Regions from separate parts of the Mus musculus genome. Here region 2 is linked to region 1. Evidence: chromatin loops called from intact Hi-C (ENCODE). Cell type or tissue: left cerebral cortex. All regions are shown on one strand.

Region 1 (8,000 bases):
GCGAGCTAGTTGAAGGAGTGGCTTGGATTTTTAAAGATCCGCCTCCCGCTTCTAGACATTTCTTATCTACCCCAAGGAGCCCCTACCCGGGGTCCAAGACCTCTGTTTTAGCATTGAGCTTGCTGGGGATTCCCAGTTAGTCACGCTCTTGCCTCAGAACTGCACCAAGAGAAGGATCCTAGACTGAGACTCAGGCAGCCTAGGCTGCAATTTGCATTTAAATGATTGCTTTTATTTACAGGCCCCACAGCTGCTTTGCATATTCATGGATCGTACAGCTGATGTTCTTGCTGTACTAAGTTACTAACCTGAAAGGGTCTGTAAAGTTGAGAGCCCCAAAGAGGCTCTAGTCAGCCAAGGCAAGGAAGACGATGACACTGTAACTTGGAAAAGATATCAGAGGGAGGCAGAAACATTTTGAGTCTGGGAAAGAATTTAATGTCAGGAAACCTTGTAACGGTTTAAACCAGCCAAGCAGGAAACACACCCGGGTTCCAGGGGAGTAAGACTGGACAGAGTGTAACGCTGGGGGGTTCAAGAAGCCCCAACTTGGACTTCTGCCAGACATGGGGCCAGGACTGGGGTGCAGTGGAAAGGCCCTGGGGTCAGAAGCTGGGGAAAATGTATACCTAACCTGGTCTGTGAAGCCTTTGACCAGGCGGCTTGCCCTCATTGCCTTCATGGTTCCAACAGGACAATGGGACTCCTGAGTGTCTTTTTAGCCAGCTAGCACCCCTGCTTCCTACGTGCAAAGGGCTTTCCACATGGACCTCATGCTAGTGGCACAGCCATCTCCATCTTACAGAGGAAGGGCTGAGGTTCAGAGAGCTTTAGGAACACCAAGGTCACACAGTTCTATTGGACTGCCCTCCTGTTGGCGTCTGAGGAGAGTGTAAACTGTGGCAGGCATTCAGATGGATCCTGAACCATGAAGTATACTGGGGCTGAGAAAACTGGCCCTGCCCCCCCCAACCCCACCTGCTCGTTTTGTCTCCCCCCACCCCTTCCCATCTATACTCTGGTTCAGATTCTGCCTGGCTGGCCTAGCAGGAAGAATGGGGTTTTTGGAACCCTGCTGGTAGCCAAGGGTTGAGCCTGGTCAGAAGGGTTTCAGGGCAATTTGGGACATTTTGTTTTTCCATCCCTATGGTAGGACCAGAGGGAGGGGATCCTACCTCCCAGGAGAAGGCCCGGTGTGTGGTCTCCAGCAGCTTTGGCTGAGACTACCTACTAGCCATGGCTGGTTTCAGAGTCACTGGCCTGGGTTCAATCTTGAGAGTGAGGTTCACACACTTCCTGTTCCCATCAGACAGCTCGACTCCCTTCCCAATGCCCTAAGGACCTGTTGTCTGTGGTATATGATGGGAGAGAGGCTGGAAGCCAGTAATAGATAAACAGATGGGAGAACCCCTCGCCATTCCATTTCCATGGCAACAGCCCCTCCTAGGAAATCTATGGCAGGAGAACTTACCCCTGCAGACAGTGGAACATTTACCAATCTTTTACATTTCTTTACATTAACTAGTCTCTACACCGTGTGTGTGTGTGTGTGTGTGTGTGTGTGTGTGTGTGTGCACTCATGTTTGTTTATGGCTATGAGTACAAATGGGATGTATGCACATATAAAGGGCCAGAAGTTGACAAAGGGTGTTGTGGGTTTTTTGTTACTTTATTGAGGCAGGGTCACTTACTAAACCCTGAACATGACAATTCATCTAGTCTAGCTAGGCAGCTTGCCCCAGGTAACCCATCTCCACCTCCTGGCACTGGGATGACAGGTGGTGAGTGCTGAGGGTCTAAACTCTGCTCTTCACACTTGCCTGGCAAATGCTTTATCCACTAGACCGCTCCACAGCCTGGGCTCAAACTTGAGATCCTCCTACCTTAGCTTCTCAAACACTAGGATTACAAGTGAATGCCACCATCTCACTCCCAATAGATTACCTCCATCCTCACCACAATCCCGTGATGTGGGTGCTGTTCTTACCCTCGCTTTGCCACTGAAGAAACTGAAGCTAGAAAGGATAGCTCAGCAGCTCAGAGTTGGAGTGCGCTAGCACGTGCTCTGGGCTGGGATTAGAACCCAGCACCTGCTGGCCAGTGTGCACGCTGGACCACTCCCCAGCCCCAGGGTAGGATCTGAAACTGGGGGATCTGACTCAGAAGTGCTTGGGGAGACTCAGGCTAGGAGAAGCAGTGTTTATCCAGCTCACACAAATAAGGTCCTCCATGGTCTCTGTGGAGCCAGGACTCAGAGCGCTGGGAGAAACTGTTTCTGCTCCTCTGTAGACAGTGTGTGTGTGTGTGTGTGTGTGTGTGTGATGTACGGTATGGTGTGTGGAGAGTGGGTGTATGTGTTTCGCAGTATATTTAAGAACATCCGAGTGAGTCACACATTTCTGAGCGCCTGGCTGGCAGCAGAGGTAATTAGTATGTGAGCCTTCCTTGTGCATTCATTCCCATTTAGTCTCTGCTTGAGGAGCCGCTGCTCTCACCCCATGGTTTGTTACCATGTATTCATCCATCCCAGGCAGCCCTGCCTCCAGGCTGCCTTGGAACCTCTACTCTGGTTTTGTTTCACACAGTGCTCTTGGAGGTGGGAGGCAGCAGGTGGCTGACTGAAAGGAGGGGGTTACCTGACAAGGGGCGTTTTGGATGGAAAGGGTAGGGCCTGCTTGGGGCTTCTGCTCTTCATGTCGTCGTTCAGACAGACAGAAAGAAGGACAGACGGACAGACGGACAGACATCTGGGTCTGAGTGTGACCTGCAGGCCTGGGGTAATCGAACCCTGATTTAAGCCTCTCAGAGCCTCCCTTCCTCTTTTACAGAAGGGATTGATGCACACCCACATGCACCTTTAGAGGCCACACGAGAGTTAGAGCCTGTAGGTCAGTTTCTTTCTTTCAGCAGCCGAGGGCCAAAGCAAAATAGACGAGGGCCTGGGCCAGTGGAGAGGAACACACCAAAAGGTGAATAAGGGGAAATTGAGCTGGAGGGAAAATGCAAGCAAGAGGACCTGAGTTCGGGATCCCTGTAGCCATCCACATCTCAAACCCCAGTGCTGGGGGTCAGAGACACACAGAGGCTTACTGGACAGTCTAGTAGAATAGACTCTGAGATCCAGGTTCAGTGAGAGGCCCCATCTCAAATACTGTGGTCGGTCATAAAGAAGTCATCCAAAGGCAACCTCTGGCCAGAGGTGTCTTCTTGGGTGAGGACAACAGTGTACACACACACACACACACACACACACACGTGAGCCATACAACAGAGTCAGGGATCAAAAGTACAGGCATAATGTGTAGTGGGGGCTGAGAGGGCCTCTTGCAGATCAATCCTCCAGCAAAGGTCACCAGTGACTCTCCAACCAGTTCTGGTCTAGAGAAAGCCCAGCAACAATAAGACACTTGTTTGCCTTGGGCTCCACTCTCCTGGCAGCGTGTGACCTTGGTCAAGCGGCTGCTCTCCGAGTTCTGCATAGTGTTATCTCTATGAAATGAGGCAGCCTCAGCACTTGCCTCTAGGTTGTTCTGTGGATTCTCTCTGTTTAATTGGTTTTTGAGTTAAGGTTTCTCAGTGCTGGTAGCTCAGGCTGGACTAGAAGTTACCATGTAGCCCAGGCTGGCTATGATCCTCTTTCTCTAACCTCCTAAATATTAGGATTACAGGCCTGTACCACCATATCTTGTCCCCTTAGGCAGATGCTTGGATGTTACTGTATGTGTCCGGGAGCCGGGGAAGCAGTTACTGTAGTTGTCAGAAGTAGGACCTCCTAGAAACCCTAGGTGAGCAAGTGGTTTTGGCGTCAGTGTAACCCTCCCCACCCCAAACACAGTTCTGTGGACTTGGGTGGTCACACCCCACAATCATCCTTAGAGACAAATAGTGACCACCTTGAGACAACTGAGCTCTCTCTCCTGTGGTGTCTGACCATGCCTGGTTTCACCTGTATGCCTAGATATGGGGCAAAAAGAGGCCATTGCTCTAGGTTTTTGAGAACTGGTTGGCAAGTGTCAGAAACCCAGATCAAACTGGTTTCATTCAAATGATGTAGTTCATTGGATGCTGGTGAATCCAGCTGCCTTTCAATGGATTAGAACTCAGATCCATCCTCGAGCTGTTGCCTCCCAGTCAACCTCACTCTCAAACAGGTCAAATCCTCCGGCTAATTCACTGGTCTATTTCAGGCCATGTGCCTATTTGTGAACCAATCGCTTCAATCAAAGAGTGGGACAAAGTCCAGATTGGCCAAGCCTGACCCGGATGCAGCATTAGCTATAATTCTCTTACGTCTCCTATTCTGTAAGAATAGACCCTGACAAAAGAACTTAAGAGGAGAAAAGGGTTTATCTCAGGTCACAGTTAGAGGGTATAACTGATCAGGACAGAGGAGTCAAGGCTGTAGGGTCTTGAGGCAGTCGGTCACATTGAATCCACAGTCAGGAGGCAGGGAAAGAGGAACGGTAGTGTTCAGCAGCCCAGTCAACAGTGTGTCCTGCTTTCAGTGTGGGTGCACTCAGCTCAGTTAACCTAGTCCAGATAATCAATTCCTCATGGTCATATCCAGGACTTGTCTCCTAGATGAGTTAGAGTTTATCAAGTTGATATCACCCATCACAGCTACATTTCCTCACACAGGAAATAACTGATCAAAACAAGATGAAAGGGACATTTTGGTTCATGGTTTTTGAGATTTCATTGTGGCGGGATGGCATGGCGGTGGCACTGTATGGCATCAGTTCTTCACATGGCCATAGACCAGGACTCTGCAGCTAGATCTAAAAGGTGACCTACTTCCACCCATCAAGCCCTGCCTTGTAAAGGCCGCTTGGCCATTACAACAGCTCCACCAGCTAAGAACTTCCCCACTTAACTCAGACCAGCTGGGAGCGAGGGCTTGAGATAACTCTCCAAAGGCAAGTCTCGAGCTAGTTCCAGAAATCAAAGAATCAGATGTTGCGTCAAAACCCATAGCTGCCCTGGAAGGAGAAAAGGGCTCTACCTGTGGCCGTGGAAACGGAGAGCATGAGAGGGCCCATTTCCTGTGTCTGAAAGGAAATGAAAACTCTGCGTGCAAGGACACTGCACGGTTTCAGACGCGCGGGTGTCCTGGTGCTGCTCATTTCAGGCTGGAGCAGTCAGAAGCAGCAGGAAGCAAGTGAGAGGAGCTGAGGGAACGGAGTCACACTTTACAGCCGAGACCCTGGAGCTTGGGAAGCAAGTGAGAGGAGCTTCACCCGAAAGGGTGGCTGGACTCAGCTAAAAGAAAGCAAGTTCTTGCAAGAGAGGATGGCAAGGTCCACGCACAACCGAGACCTGGTGGGCTTCCTGGTGTCTCTCACCGGTTCTGATTTTGATGTCTAAGACCAGCCTTCCTCAGCCTCCGTCCCATGGTCTTACTGGGCTGTGTCACTCTGTTGGGTGGTGACTGCTATTCTCATTGTAGGCCTAGTCTTTATTCAACAGATGTTCATTGTCCCCTCTCCAGTCGCGACATCCAGAATTGCCTCTGACTGAGATCCACCAGTCAAAGGGTGCACAGATGAGAGATCCATATTCTGGAAGCATCTTCCCAAACATCATTTCCTCACCGCTGGGGAAGATGGAATTGGGTATAAACTAGACTGGGGTGTGTGACTGAGAACAGTTTACCACTGACGACTCCTCAAAGGGAGACTCACCAGGAGCCCCTCCGCCTTGCTGTGGACCAATGCCAGCTTGTTCTGTCCCGTCTAATTCTTAAATTTTGTTTCCTAGCATGCTTTCCAGCCCTGACAAGTGGTTCTGTTCGGAATGATTTCTCTCCAAAGGGCACCGTGCAGCCAGATTCCTTGGCATGTACGCAGAACTTATGGGTGTTAGATCTTTTCTAACTTAGGCTGTCAGGCTTGGCAGCGGGTACTTTTACCCCAATAGCCGGCCTCCAGTACCGTTTAGAAATATTGAGAGAAGTATTTTACTGGAATGGGGTTTAAATGACCAATGTACAGGACACAGTTAAGTAAATGATTGTACCCGGTGTCCCTGATGGAGACCCATGGCACTATTATGACTAGACCATAAGTCAATGGTGAATATCTAGGGTGCATCCCCACTCCTATATTTTTTAGCCTGAGTGGGGGGATCTTGTTTAAGGAGTCCCTCTTCCCAAGTACCTTCTGTTTGTAGCATGCCTTTTCTCTGTGAGCACAGCAGACCACACCACACCACCAGCCATCTTCTACACATCAATAATTTATGCAGTCGATGGCCTGGAGGTCGAGGCAGGATCCGAGATGCACAAGGGATCTCTGTAAGGGAGAGGAGGAGAGAGAGGTGGTCGATACTGCATTTACTTAACAGAAGCCCCAGGGATGGCTGGTGCTGGGCTGTGGGGAGGGTAGCTGGTTACTGACCTCACATAGGTGGAGTTAAGACCCCAAACTAGACTAATAATGAGCATGGGCACAGATGTGCAGGCTGTGGCTTCTTGAAGGTCCAGTCCCTTTCAAAAGCAAGGACCTGGTGTTGGTGGGATAAAGGGCTGGAAGGATGCAAGAGTCTCTGGTGGAGATTTCCTAAGTGCCTGCCTTGGGCCAGGTGCTGTGTATTAATATGGGTCTTTACCAGTAATCCTTTGTGGGGGGATTTTGTGCCCCTCACCCAGGGAATATTTGGCAGTATACAGAAGCAGGGTTGTTGAGATGCATCCCACTATGCATAGGACACCCCAACACCACCACCACCCCCAAAAAAAGATAGTTTCAGCTGCCAGATGTGACAAGATTGGGAAAGCTGGGTGGGCTGATGAGTAAAAGATACTGTCTCTGCCTGGGGTAGTAGACAAAGACAAGAAGGGAGGAGAGGAGAAAGGGAAGGAGAAAAGAAACAAAGTAGACAAAAAATGGCACACTTGATTAGAGCTCAGCCCACGAGACCCCGCCCACAGGCCTGTGAGAGCTCGGCTGACCTTGGCAGAGTCTGAGCTGATGGTTCTGGTGCTGGGCTGAGGGGTGAGCATCTTTGCAGGGCTAGCGAGACATGATGATACTAGCCTATAAGAACAGGGGTGTGTTCTAGCAGGGGAGGAGGAGACTGGGTCAGAGCTCTCACTGAGCCTCTAAAGCACATGAGAGTGTGTGGCAACTTAAACTCTCAGGCCTCCCAGGGAAAGGACAGCAGGTGGGTTGGAGAGAATGGAGCCTTAAGAGATCTTTGGAAGAGAAAGATGGCATGTCTGTGAGAGACAGAGATGAAAATTCTTTCTGGATGTACAGGTAGATCCACAGGAAATGCTCCAGAGTCCCTTGGATACCAACAGCCTTGATGCCAGGATCCAGCTGATGCTCCAGACCCTCCCTTCTTCTGTGAAAGGCCTTTCTTTCTGTGAAAGTCTATCCACACATAACCTATACCCATGCCCTATGGTCTTCAGATCACTTATAATACCCAATACAATGTCAACCCTTGTTATGCAAATTTTAGGTAACAACCACAAAAATGTCTGTGTAGATTCAGAACAGACAGAATCTTTTCCTTGAATAGTCTTCATCCATCCTTGGTTGAATCCATGGGTGTAGCAAACTTAGTTTGGGACCACTGAGTATACCATAAGTTAATGCTGGAAGGTTTCTCCCTCTGCTGAGAGGGGTGGCTTCTGAGTGTGGTTTTATGACCTGGGGCCAGTGTCACACCCTGAAGAACCTCTTTTGCCAGATGAAAATGAAGGTCACAATAGGACCTGCTGCCCTCATAGGGCATTATGAGGACTGGCTGAGCCCAGTTTTTGGCCTAGAGAGAGTGGTCAGTAAATATTTCCCATTAGCCTTTGGAGATTAGAGGAGAGAGAGAGAGAGAGAGAGAGAGAGAGAGAGAGAGAGAGAGAGAGAGAGAGAGGCAGCAGGGAGACAGAGAGAGAGAGAGACAGAGAGAGAGAGAGAGAGATTGCCCCAGCTAAGTACCTGTCTGGTGGTTGTCTCTTTAAAATTTCCTTCATTCCCTTACTTTGGAAGATGCCAGAT
Region 2 (8,000 bases), 200 kb after region 1:
GAGGAAAAAAAAAAAAAAAAATCAAATTATGATGTAAGGGTTGCAGTGGCTGCAGACACCTCGCTCCTAGCAGGGGGCTATAGAACAGGACAGACGGAGGTTGTCTGGCCCAGAATGTCCTGCTATTGAAGGGCATACGGAACTATATTAGTCAGCCAGGCCTGTAGACTGTCTGTTCCTCACGGCCAGAAGCATCCCGACTGCTGCTAAGATGTGTCTCTGTGGTTTCCCGACCCACTCGAGACACACTGCTACTTGAAAACTTACCCTTGACGATTAACTCCAAGTGCTATCTCAGAAAAGCTGGAAAAGGGACATTCCACACAACTGTGATGCTCCACAGCACAGAAACACTCATTCAAAACCGACTGAAAGAGCAACCTGAACATAATGACCAATGTCTGGGGCACAGAGGAGAAGGCAGGCAGGATCTCACGGTGTCTTGAGGGCCATTCTTCCGTACACTCACATGCACAGAAGTGTGTTGGCCTTTTTTAGGTTTTTGGACAGTCTTGATGTATAGCCCAGATTGAACTAAAACTTGCTATGTGACCTAGGCTAGCCTCTGGCCCCTCATCATCCTGATTCAGCCTCTTGGGTGTTGGGCCACCATGCCTGACCTACTTAGTGCTTCTGAAAAGATGAACTGGGGAAGATGCCCATCTATAGGGAAAACAATCAGGTTTTCTAAAATTCTTTTTTTGGGAGGCTGATGGCTCAGCCAGACAGGTGCCTGTTTCATAAGCATAATAAAGACTTGAGTTTGGATCTCAAAACCCAAGAAAAAGCCAGGCAACGAGATCTGCATTTCAGAACTGGAGGCTGAGGGACTGCCGACAGGATCCCTGGAGCTCATTGGCCCGCCAGCCCAGCCTACTCAATGAACTTTGAGTTTAGTGAGAGACCCTGTCTCCAAAACTAAAGATGGCTGGCTGGCAAGATGGCTCATCAAGTAAGGGCTCTAACTACGCAAGCTTGGCGACCTGGGTACAAAGGACACAGAGTTGTCCTCTGACCTCCATGTGTTCACTTTGGCACATGTAACACCCCTCCTTAAGCCACACAATAATAGTAAATAAGTAAACTTTAATTAAAAAAATAAAGGTGGAATATAATTGAGGAAAACACATGCCATCCACCTGTGGCCTCTATACTAACAAGTTCATACACCATACACAGCACCACTCGGAGACCAAACAACACCTACAATGCACATACAAACACATACAAACTGGGGCTGCCATACAGAATAAAGGCGCATCCCTAAGTGTCCAGGGAGGCAAGCGAGACACAAGAAGACGAATCCACTAGAGGCTAATTTTATTTATTTATTTATTTTTTCTGATCTTTGACAAGGACAAGAGGACTAACAGTTCAAAGACAGCTGAGGTCATAACTGCTGGGGATACAGTGACAGGGACTGCTCTCAGTAGGCCAGGATGGAGACATCTCAGAAGCTCTCAGCAGCTCCTTATATAAAAGGATGGTGTCTGGGACCCTGAGGAGCAGAAGGCATATCCATCCAGGGGATTTGCCATCAGAAATAAGGGACTGCTCTCAGTAGGCCAGGATGGAGACATCTCAGTAGCCCACGGCAGCTCCCATTTCCCATTTCTCATTTCAGCTGTTCCCATTTCTCCTAACTTTAGCCCTGGACAACAGCTGCATAGATTTCATTTGTGTGTGACTGTTTTTCAGTTGGTTTTGGTGTGCATAATTATTTTCTTATATCTGACTTTTTTACTTCTTTCTCCTTCTGTTCTGGTGAATTTTGTGAAACTAGATGTTCCTTGATATAATGATTCTTAAACAATTAAAAACTGAGGCACAGGGGCACAGCACAGCCCAGTCCTAATGGCTTAGGTACATGCTGTGCACTCTCATCTTGGAAACAATGAAAGAACTGCACAGTGGTAGTTCCAGATTAATGCTTGACTTACAAAGAAAGTTTGAAGAAATTATTAGAAAATGAAATAGAGCCAACATTAGGACCCTAAGAAAGGAAAAAACTATTGAAGTTATGAAATAAGTTTTACACAACATTTAAGAGCGGTTCCTGGATAAACGAGTATAGGATATGTAAAATCTTATACTAGTAAAACTAAGTCAAAACACTGGGACTCTTACGAGAGTCATTGTGTGCAATGTGCAGAAGCAGAAAGCTAGCGGAACTGCTGAGTTAAGGGTTAACCTGAGTCTTTCTGGCCACTGCCTGGCAGCTTTGCCCATCTCGGTTATCATTGGAGCTTCACAGGAAACTGCAGGTAGCTGACCTCAGAGCTCTGAGCTCTAAAGTATAATAAGTCAAAAGTTAAAGTTTAAATGATGGTAAATTTACAATTATTATTACTTTGGCTATAGGCCTGGGAATAGGGGAAGCGTGAAACTTTGGAGAACAATTGTAATTCTTAATTCTTTATGGAACGTGGTTATTCTTTTGAATTTGATTTGGTAATGATTATACAATATCTTTTTTTTTTCTACCTGCTTTTGGAGTAGCAATAAAAGACTGAGAAAAGAAAAAGACAAGAGAGACTGAGAGAGCATGTGAGGTGAATGTGGAGAGCGAATGAAGAGTGAGAGAGAGCATGAGAAGAGCAAGTGAGAGTGAGTGAGGAGAGCATGTGAGAGTGAGTGAGAAGAGCATGTGAGAGTGAGTGAGGAGAGCATGTGAGAGTGAGTGAGAAGAGCATGTGAGAGTGAGTGAGGAGAGCATGTGAGGTTTGTATGGAGAGAGTGTGTGTGAATGAAAGGAGAACACTCAGAGGTGTATAGGAGTATGAGAGTTTGAGAAAAGAAAGGTGCATAGGAGAAAAAACAGAGTGTACAAGAAAATACAGAGTGTGTGCAGCCTCAAGCTGTGAGCGAGCGAGTGAGCGAACGAGAAAGAGAACAGAGAGTGAGAGAGAGAGAAACTTTAAGCCTTAAAAACTTGCCTGTCAGCTTGTACCGGAAAAGTAGTCTATGTATATTTTTTATGTGTCTTCTGGAAACCCTGCTTCCAGCTGAGAACTCTGATCCTGTGTGGAGGCTAGACCCTGACATGTAACAGACCTCTGGCCAGGCCACACCCCTGAAGAACTCCCAACTTGACATACTTGGCTCTCTGCAGAACATGCATACGGTATGCACTGTGTTGTTGGCCTGCGCTTATACCTACTATCGATCCTGCTCCTACATTTCGTTACATCTACATTTTATTTTTATAAAACTATAAAGGAAATGGCTAGACAAAAATGTTCTAAGACTATAGAAGTGCATCTAGAAAGACGTGGTCCCTCCCCTTCTAATCATAACTGGTAACATTTTAGTGTTGGTCTTTCTAGAACTTTCCCTTCACCTTGTTATTATTATAGAAGCCTGTTTTGTTTTTATAGGAACAGGATAACCCTATACATGTCTGACTGCAAATTACCTGTCTACTCAAGCGTCAAGGCCAGCTACCGTGCTTCCACGTTGGCATGCAAAATCAGCCACCATCATCTTAATGACTGAGCAATCACACCAGAGGCAGACAGTTTCAAGCTGACCCTAACTGATAGATGCTATGAAGGGCTTTCTTCCATCGTTCCTGTCACTTCTCTTCACTGGGGTTTCTTCCTAATAAATAAATAAAACATAAGTGTGTGCAGAAGCGTATATACTAGAAGTCTGTGCTAAGAGCTCATCTTGCACGTTTGTGAGTATATACAGGAGGTATGTGTGAGTGGTGTATGTGCACCTGTGTGTGCGTGAACCTGCACACACAGACACCAGAAGAGGACACGGACTGTCCTGTTCCCTCTCTCTCTGCTTTGCTCCTTTTAGACAGGATCTCTCACTGATCCTGGAGCTATTCTAGTAGCCAGGAAACTCAGCAATCCTTCTGTCACTGTACCCACCAGGGGAACATGCAGCCACAGGGATGGGCAGCCAACTTTTCACATGGGTACTAGAGATTCGATCTCAGATTCTTATGCTCTTACAGCCATCTCTCCAGCTTCATTTTATTACTATTATTTACCAGTGTTGAGTGTGAGTGCACGCATTCTCATGCTATGGGGCATGTGTAGAGGTTAGAGGAAGCCTTAAAGACTTGGCTCTCTCCTTTTATGCGTATGTGGGTTCTGGGGATTGAACTTAGGCCATCAGGCTTATGTGGTCTTACCACAGTGTCTGTACCCCTGAGACAATCTCACTGGCCCTATACGTTTCCATTTTCAAAACTGGGTCTTGTTATGTAGCCTAGGCTAGCCTCAACCTCAGATTCATTATGTAGCCCTGGCTGACCTCCAACTTGAGGTAACCGTCCTGCCTCAATCTCCCAACAGCTGAGATTACAGGTGTGTGTCACCCTGCCTGTCCTATGTTTTACAACCTCTAAGGAGTAATTTCCAGTGAGCAGACTAGAATAAACAGTCCCTTGGGTCAGTCTATCAGGAGACTCCCAGAAGGAACAGGTCCAAAGACACCCATTGGTTTCAGAGTTTAGTACCACACAGCCGGACTCCTTTCAGCTATGTGGTATCTAAGCCACGGCTGCCTCCATTAGAAAGTCAGGATGGTAGGAACACAAAGAATTTGGATAATTGAAGCAGAGTAAACCCAGACATGGTGCAGGGTGTCAACAAAGCCATCGCTGTATGACAGGCTCAAAGATTTCCCTTTGTCTGTGACGCACTGTCTACTCCACAAGATCACACAGCCTCCGCACACCTCCAGAGATGACTAAGGCCACGGAGCTCTGAGAGGAGACTGGGTAATGAGGAGAGTGCACACTGCAAGGGAGGGAGGGAAAGGCTTCAGGAAAATGACTCACGTTAGAAGAAGATCACACGTAAACACACACACACACACACACACACACACACACACACACAAGAGGAGGGGGGAGAGAGAGAGAGACAGAGAATGAATGAATGAAAATGAATATAAACCAGATAGGGTGGGAAGGAATAGGCCTGAGACACAACATCACCAATGTCCAGATGGCAGGACTCTCACAATTCCGCATGTCGACTAACACACTTATCCATCCCTCCTCCTGTCTTTCACAGCTACCAACAGTCCTCCCCCTCCCCAACGTGACCGATGCTTCTGCCACCTGCCATTCCTCAAAGCATTGCTCTCTTGAGATTATCTTCTTTCCAAAACACTCCAGGGTTCCTTGCTCTCAGGTTGTGGCTTTAGCCACCTCTGTAGTTGGACCTGGCCTGGCCTTGCCACTGCAGCCCCCGCCCAAGTACCGCAGGACCCTTACCGTGCATATACCCACCTATTAGCATGGCCCCCTCCATGCTAGCCCATCGTTCTTCAACCAAGCTTGGGTTTCCATTTATTTCCACAAGGCCTCCCAGGACCACCTACAACAATGTAGGCCACACACATCATAGCATCATAGCCTCCAACCTTAGCCCTTAGAAGAAGGTTCACTATGCCTATTTTGCAGATGCCAAAACTGAGGTGGATGGAAGTCAGCAACTCAAGGCACAACAGACCTACTGTGTACCTCCCAGGGCCAGCCTGGAGCTACACTTCCCTCTGTCTTCAAGCTGCACTGCGAGACTCAGCTGGGGACCCTGAGACTCTTTAAAAATCACCACTGAAGTTGGGTCCAGGCCTTCCCCCCACCCCCTTACTCCCTCTTCCAAATACACAGCAACACACAGTTTCTCAGGGGATCTCCATCACCCACAGCAAGCTGTGTACGACGGCTACCCTTTTCTGTGTGTGGTGTGCTTGAAATGAAGTGGCAATCTTTTACTGACTACAATCTCATTTTAACTGTAGAAAGGAAGAAAAATCTTGCCTTCAGACTATAGTAGGAAAAGCCCTTCTAGATAATCACCCTTTCTTAGATTTTTAATTTCCATCATCATCATCGACACAGGGACACTCCTATGTAGCCCAGGCTGGCCTCAAACTTATGACCCACCTGCCTCACTTGCTTAATGTTGGGTTTACAGGCCTGCCACTGCACATCTGGCTGTGAATTTCTATTCCTAGTTGGCAATGTATACATCAGGTGCTCACAGCTAAAGTCCTTCGCACCTGCCTGGGTTGTGTATGCCAACTGCTGTGGCCAGACCTTACAATATCCTATTTGGAGGCTCAGCTAAAAGGCACACAGCTCTGTTCTCCCCCTTGCCTCATCCCCAGCTATCCAAGAGCTCTTAGCACCAAACACCATCACATGGTCCCTTCAAGCCCACCTTCCACACTGACATCAGTTCATCTACTACTCCAAAATGATTGACTTTTTTTTTTTAACAAGACACTGCAAGTCCCTTACCTAAGTGCCCGAGAACACAGTCTGTCATTATTTAGGTGACCTAATTCTTCAGTCACTTCTACTGCATGATGATTTCCTACAGCGGTGCTCCCCCCCTCCCCCCAAAAGTTCTATTCCCAGCCTCTGTCTCCTCTGAGATTCCCAATGTTTCAAATAAAAGCCAGGGCGCCTTGTGACACCCACCTTCCATTTTTTTTTTTTTAAATCTGATTTTGCCTTTTGTTAAAATAAGGAAAAAAAAGTGTTCTCATTTTCAACACATTAATCCTGCTTGTAGGAGTTTGGATCGTTCAGAGGAAGGTTGGGGCTCTGCTCCCACAGTTGAGTTTGTGGCACCTTTCTTGCCCAGGAGGGGGCCACATGTGGTTGCTAAGGACCACACACAGCACCCGGCAGCTCTTCAAACTCACTTCCCCGTAGACTACTCTAAGATGGAGTCAGATTGCCAAATGATCAAAAGAAATTCCACTAAAATATTAGACGTCTCCCCATACTTTAAGTTCTGAAAAGTCAAAAACATAAGCAAAGCAAAGGAAATTCAGGGAAGGTGGTCCCAACGCTGTCCAGATGCGGTGGCACATGCTGGAATCTCAGCACTCAGGAGACTGAGGCAGGAGGATAATGAGCTGGATCCAGGCCAGCCTGGGTTCCGAGCAAGACCCCAACTGAACATGTATGTAGGACACCCACTCAGCACAGGAAAAGCAGTGTCCTGGTTTAGTCCAGACACAAAGTAGAAAACAGAAACTGTCACAGATAAAGACATGGTGCTCTCAGAGAGTAGGGACAAGTCAGCTGGCATCCACTGTCCCATGACACGGTCACAGAGCTGAGGGCAGACCCAATCACCCCAACATGAATGACCTCACTTTGACACTAGGCTATCTATGGCTTATGACCCACACAGCAACTGAGGAGAGCTGCTGTTTCTGCTCAGCTATGCAACTGTGAACAGCTTCATGTCAATACACACAGACAGACACTCATGGGTTCCAAAGGACCCCACAGCCTGCCACTAAATGCACACACAAGAATTCAACCAGCACCCCGCTGGCTACCTGACTTTGGGCCACCACAACCACATGAACATAGTGTTCAGGGCTAGACACTCACTGCTCACTTCTCCAGGGTCAACCCTGAGAGTGGTATGGTTCAGTCAGACGCCTATTCTTTTTGTTCGAATGCGTTGGCTGCCGCTGGGAGACAGGACCCTGCCGCTGAACTGCTTCGCTCCCTTTTATTAACAGCAAGCTACCTTTTACTTTCAAGCATGGGAAGGAAGGCCAGGCAAGCTTCATCTGTCAGTCACGTCAGCATGCCCTGGGGATCACCAGGAAGGAAAAACCGTATTTCTGTTAGCAGTTTAATTCCTGAGAGAACATCACTCAAAAGAGGAAGGAGGGGAGAGGGAGGAAGAGATGGAGGGAAAGGAGAAAGGAGCATTATATAAGCAATGAGGAAAGGTCTACCTGCCCTTGCATGAAATAGGACACTGGCACCCACTACACAGACCTTATTGAACTAAGAGAAACACAGATGGGCAGAGGAAGGTAAATGAAGAAGTGAGAAGTGTCCCCTGCCCTGGAGGAGGATTTCAAAGGTTTCTCTCTGGCCACCAACTCCCAACCATAGGAATGTGGCCCGAGTGGCTCCTTTCCTCCCAGTCTCAGGAAATGCTGCTGTCATCTAGAATGGCAATCCACAGAGAACCAGCCACAGGGCTGAGCTC

Evidence for each region. Hi-C counts contacts between places; a loop is a spot of excess contacts. Peaks named below come from ENCODE experiments on the same cell type or tissue, not always from the same donor. Only the 100,000 strongest peaks of a DNase experiment are listed, where the experiment ranks them.
Region 2: it touches region 1 in a loop (9-fold over the local background); 4 of 42 quality-filtered maps call a loop at or near these places.

Annotation. Positions count from the first base shown.
Region 1 is chr7:118,984,924-118,992,923 of GRCm38, reverse strand. The region is part of intron 1 of Gprc5b (G protein-coupled receptor, family C, group 5, member B); the gene reads left to right. Gm39076 (a long non-coding RNA gene) reads right to left here and starts at 7,839. Exons shown (of 2, transcript XR_869903.2): 1 at 6,156-7,839; 2 at 4,329-5,593. In left cerebral cortex, no CTCF peak of the experiment used is centred here; DNase peaks (open chromatin) are centred at 1,122, 2,423, 3,003, 3,394 and 1 more place; H3K4me3 peaks cover 693 bases; H3K27ac peaks cover 1,515 bases.
Region 2 is chr7:118,780,512-118,788,511 of GRCm38, reverse strand. The region is part of intron 14 of Vps35l (VPS35 endosomal protein sorting factor like); the gene reads right to left. Among named protein-coding and RNA genes, the nearest start is that of Vps35l, 44 kb to the right of the region's middle. In left cerebral cortex, no CTCF peak of the experiment used is centred here; DNase peaks (open chromatin) are centred at 4,725 and 4,993.